Regions from separate parts of the Homo sapiens genome. Here region 1 is linked to region 2. A link is a contact called in ENCODE Hi-C or POLR2A ChIA-PET data. All regions are on one chromosome and are shown on one strand. The core of a region is the stretch at or near the end of the contact, and the rest is flanking DNA. Distances in the headings are between cores, read along the strand shown. Region 1 overlaps GPBP1 (GC-rich promoter binding protein 1). Region 2 overlaps LOC124900981 (a long non-coding RNA gene).

Evidence for each region. A loop is a pair of places that touch in the nucleus more often than their neighbours do. ChIA-PET counts read pairs that join two places held with the same protein, here RNA polymerase II (POLR2A). Pooled maps may share reads with other maps.
Region 1: a loop to region 2 is called in a pooled map, with 5 times the contacts of the local background. The contact joins two enhancer-like sites. A Hi-C loop is called at or near these places in 2 of 37 single-sample maps with no recorded cell type and 8 of 50 pooled maps. POLR2A ChIA-PET finds 5 or more read pairs at or near these places in 1 of 52 experiments (OCI-LY7).

The regions. Positions count from the first base shown.
Region 1 is chr5:57,218,254-57,220,953 of GRCh38, reverse strand. The region is part of intron 3 of GPBP1 (GC-rich promoter binding protein 1); the gene reads right to left. Among named protein-coding and RNA genes, the nearest start is that of GPBP1, 46 kb to the right of the region's middle. Within about 2 kb of position 1,318, at least 5 of the 41 ENCODE cell types and tissues checked have a DNase peak (open chromatin) inside an H3K27ac peak, as active enhancers do.
Region 2 is chr5:57,031,945-57,034,644 of GRCh38, reverse strand. The region is part of intron 1 of LOC124900981 (a long non-coding RNA gene); the gene reads right to left. Among named protein-coding and RNA genes, the nearest start is that of MIER3, 81 kb to the right of the region's middle. Within about 2 kb of position 1,369, at least 2 of the 41 ENCODE cell types and tissues checked have a DNase peak (open chromatin) inside an H3K27ac peak, as active enhancers do.

The DNA of each region.
Region 1 (2,700 bases), core at 69-2,568, 190 kb before region 2:
AACGATGTGGGTAAACAAAAGTCTATGGCAGAAAACAAGAGGTTAATTACAAATAGAATTCATAAATGATGATTCTGAGAAAGAATAAGACAGAAAAGGTACAATAAAAGTATCACTAGAAAGTATTGTGTTTGTCAAAACCACTTTGGGCAAAGAAACAAATCTCAAATACTGCTAGTTAAGAGTTCAAATTGGGCGGGGTGCAGTGGCTCGTGCCTGTAATCCTAGCACTATGAGAGGCCGAGTCAGGTTGATCACCTGAGGTCAGGAGTTCAAGACCAGCCTGGACAATATGATGAAACCCCATCTCTACTAAAAATACAAAAATCAGCTGGGTGTGATAGCAGGAACCTGTAATCCCAACTACTCAGGAGGCTGAGGCAGGAGAATCGTTTGAACCTGGGGGGCAGAGGTTACAGTGAGCAGAGATCACACCACTGCATTCCAGCTTGGGCGACAGAGCGAGACTCCATCTCAAAAAAAAAAAAAAAAAGTTTAAATTGTCAACTATTTTCTAAAGCTAATTTTTAATTAGAAGAATTCAGAATTTAGAACTGGTGTTCCAAATTCTAAGAGTAAAATCATCATCATTATGAGGGCCTATATAAATTAATCAAGAGTCAGGTCCAAAAAGCATTGAGAATTTCAACGCACGTTAACAATTATCAGCCAGGCTCAATGGCTCACATCTGTAATCACACTTTGGGAGGCCAAGGCAGAAGCATCTCCTGAGCTCAGTAGTTCAAGACCAGCCTGGGCAAGATAGTGAGACCCTGTCTCTATTTTTTTTTTAATTTTTTAAATTACCAATCTTAACTTCAAGTTAACATTTAAATGAAGACAAGTATTTACAAGCTTTTTTTAATGTTTTGTGTATCTTTCCAGATTTTTTTTTTTTTTTTGAGACAGGGTCTCACTCTTGTTGCCCAGGCTGAAGTGCAATGACACGATCTCAGCTCACTACAACCTCTGCCTCCCAGGTTCAAGCGATTCTCCTGCTCAGCCTCCCGAGTAGCTAGGATTACAGGCACGCGCCACCAAGCCCAGCTAGTTTTGTACTTTTAGTAGAGACAGGGTTTTTCCACGTTGGTCCAGCTGGTCTCGAACTCCCAACCTCAGGTGATCCCCCTGCTTCGGCCTCCCAAAGTGCTGGGATTACAGGCATGAGCCACCGCACCCGGCCCAGATGCTAATTTTTATTACTGTGCTTTATGTTAGCTATGAAATCACTTAAAAATTACAAGAAGTCTTACATTTATTTCAGAGAAAATGACAAAAGAGGAAAGCAGGAAACCCATATGCATCCAGGCAGGACTGGGGAAAATGCTGACTTAAAAGACAAACAAGAGCAGCTCGGTACAGGGGAATTCCAGGGACCCACACACGAATGAGAAGGTGGCAAAAGTCAATAACAAGAATTGATTTCAGTGGCTTAATCAACAGAGGTCTCCATTCCCCAACAATTTCAAGTACCTTTTTTTTTAAATTTTAATTATTTGTTTTTTGTGTGTGTGGTTTTGTTGTTTTTTTTTTTGTTTGTTTGTTTTTGGTTTTTTTTTTTTTTTTTTTTTTTTTTTTGAGACAGAGTCTCGCTCTGTCACCCAGGCTGGAGTTCAGTGGCGGGATCTGGGCTCACTGCAACCTCTGCCTCCCGGGTTCAAGCAATTCTCCTGCCTCAGCCTCCCGAGTAGCTGGGACCACAGGCATGTGCCACCATACCCGGCTAATTTTTGTATTTTTAGTAGAAACGGGGTTTCACCATGTTGGCCAGGCTGGTCTTGAACTCCTGACCTCAGGTGATCCACCAGCCTTGGCCTCCTAAAGTGCTGGGATTACAGACGTGAGTCACCACGCCCGGCCTCAAATCCCTTTTTTACAGTCTATGAATTTTTACTCATTTTACAGAATTCCAAAATGAGTCCTATGGAAAGATCACAGAATAGGAGATACATCCTGGATTCTAATCTAGGCTCACACTAATCAGCTATGTGAAAACAATTCAGTTAACCTTCCAAAATCTGTATAAGGTTTAGATGATCACTAAGATCCATCTTCAAACCCTAAAATTATATTCTATAGGAGAATTTTATAACTTAAGTGTATCTTTTTCAACACATATGGCCAAAATTTATTAGGACCTGGTAAGTCCTTATGGGAGAACAAAATGCCAAATTATAAAATTGATTCTGGCTCGAGCGTGGTGGCTCACGCCTGTTATCCCAGCACACTGGGAGGTAGAGGCAGGCGGATCACTTGAGGTGAAATCAAGTTATCAAGTCCCTGTGATAACTCAAGTTTATGTTAATAGTCACTTAGACTGGGGCCCCCAACAGTCTCAGCACAGGGCCAGTAACAGGAAAAATCAAGTGATTAGAGGGTATGAACTTTCAGCCCCACCACCCATAGACCAATTGCTGAACACATGAAAGTGCTGGGAGGGTAGTACACCCAGACAGGGCATGGAAGCTCCACACACCACACCACCTCCCCTCACCTAATACCTCACCATTATCAATCTATTCACCTGTATCCTTTATAATAAAATCAGCAAATGTGTTTCCCTGAATTCTTTGAGCCATCCCAACAAATTGTTCAGACCCAATGGGGGTGGTTGCAGAAATCCTGGTTTGTAACCAGTGAGGAGTACTGGTGACTGGGACTGGCTATTGGCATCTGAAGTGAAAGCAGTCTTGTGGGACT
Region 2 (2,700 bases), core at 120-2,619:
TGAAAGAAATGGTTGTTATTTTTTAAGCCATTGAGTTTTAGGGTGGTCTGTTATGCAGCAAAAGTGAACAATGCAGTCTTTCCAGACTTCCTTCCTTTCTTCCTTTCTTCCTTTCTTTCTTCCTTCCTTGCTTTCTTGTTTTGCTTTGCTTTCTTTTCCTTCTTTTTCAGACAGGGTCTTGCTTTGTTGCCTAGGCTGGAGTGCAGTGTGCAATCATGGTTCACTGTACCCTGAACCTTCTGGGCTTAGGCAATTCTCCCACCTTAGCCTCCTGAGTAGCTAGCACTACAGTGCGTGCCACCACACCCAGCTAATTTTTTATTTTTCGTACAGACAAAGTTTTCTTATGTTGCCCAAACTGGTCTTGAACTCCTGAGCTGAAGAGATCCTCCCACCTCAGCTTCTCAAAGTGCTGAGATTACAGGCATGAGCCATCGCACCCAGCCTGGACTTCTTTTTCTATGCTTCATACACACATAGACTTTAAAAAAAAAAAACAACACTATCTTACTCTATGTATTATTTTGTTTCCTGCATTATATCTCTTTAATAACATAGCATGTGCTAAATAAATATCTTTCTGTGCTAAATAAATTAGTTTAATAGTTGCTTCATATTATTTTCATATTAATATTATGATCTTTTAATACCATAATTTATTTAACTACTTCTCTATTGGTGGACACTCAGGTTCTTTTCTGTTTGATTTTTCTACTGTAAAAGCCCTGATTAACATTCCATATATTATATCATTGCAAATTTGTACTGCTATTTCCTCTTATTAAATTTTTAGAAATGACTTGTTGGGTAAAAGGCCACATATGTATTTAAGTACATTAATACATGTTCTTTTTTGTTGCCCAGGCTGGTCTTGAACTTCTAGGCTCAAGCAATCCTCCCAGCTGAGTCTCCCAAGTATCTAGGACTACAAGCACGTGTCACCATGCCCAGCAACATGTTCTAAACTGCCTTGAGAAAGGTGACATCACATTGCCAATTCTGTTCCTCATTATCTCTATTATGAATTTTAACTCTGCTATCCGAGTTCATCTCCCTTTTCCTTTCATTCCATTGCCTTTCCACCTCAACCTGTTCTATGGTTTTCTGATTCTGCTTCAGAGAGGTGAGTTACTTTGCAGTCTTCTAAGGATGTAAATTTTTCTCAATTTTTCTTTTCTGTTTCCTGTAGGAATAAATGAAGCCCAGATATCTAATTTTCTTATTCATTATTTATTCTCTCTCTGGAGAAGCCACCTCTATCTAGGGACTTCACTTGGGTGTGCTTTTTGCCCACAGTGCTGCTCCCTGTTCACTTGGGCACAGGTCAGGTCCATGAGTCAGATCCATGGCAAATGGCCAGCAGGTACACACCCCACTCTGGATCCAACTCAAGTATCAAGTAGATTGTCATCAGCTGTCTCTGTTGGAATGTGGTGGGATCTTCTTTCCTCTTTTTATTTTTTTTTTAAGATCTCAGCTCACTGCAACCTCTGCCTCCTGGGTTCAAGTGATTCTCCTGCCTCAGCCTCCTGAGTAGCTGAGACTACAGGTGCACGCCACCACACCTGGCTAATTTTTGTATTTTTAGTAGAGACAGGTTTGGCCAGGCTGGTCTTGAACTCTGGACCTCAAATGACCCACCCACCTCAGCCTCCCAAAGTGCTGGGATTACAGGCGTGAGCCACCGCACCTGGTCTGGGCTCTTCTTCCATACCCACTCTGAACAGATACCATTTACAAAAAATTACAGTGTCCAGCATGCACCTCTCAAGGGCTCTTTCTTTCTCTGCCCCCATCTATAAGGACTCTACTTGAGAAGCAGCCACATCACAATTTAGTTGAGTTTTTTGTATCTAACGGCTCTCTAATTACTAGTTAGGTTGTCATGTAATGACATTGCATTAATTAAAGACTTAAATGGCACACCTCTATCTATTGGAGAGGCTAGGGTTCAAAATGTCCACTGTGATTTGACATTCCATTTGTATTTCTGCTCTAGCAATTTTCAGAGTTCTAAGCAGTTGGCCAACATTATCTCCAGTCCTCAAAACAACCTCAGAAGACAAATAGGAGGCAGGTGTTCTTGTCCCTGAACTTCATGGGGAAGCAGAGGCACAGGGGGACAATGTGACTCATCTGCCCAGTCTGTGGACATTTGTCAGCTGCCTTGCTTCCCCTCCTTTGCTCCATGCTTCCTATCTTGTGGCACCATGCTGCCAGACTGCCCATCCCTGAGGCTGGTTGGACTGCAGTAGAAGGTCAATTAGGATGAGTCATTCAAACATTTGAACTGCCTGGTTGCTGCTTAGAGAGTGCCCTTAACACAGGTTGCCCTGCTGAGCATTTGAGGTGTGGTGCTGAATAAAACTGCATGCCACCGATCTTGCCCTAAAAGCCCTGCATCATGCATTTACCACTCAGACTCCATAAGTCTTAATCCACTTCTTCCTCAATAACAGCTTAGTCAGTATGAAGTGACTCTAATAATAGCAGCAGCAGATTGAGCATACACAATGCCTGCCATCCTGAAGGTGTTTTAGGAAGCTCTGCTGAGGTGCTTCTCTGTCTGTCTGGTCATATCTTTAACCATGCATCTGAAACCAGATGCTCATGGTAAGGGAGATGAAAATATTTGGCAACTGGGAAGTCACGGGGCTGTACCTAAGGGGTTCAGAGAGATTATGACTAGGTCCAGCTGAG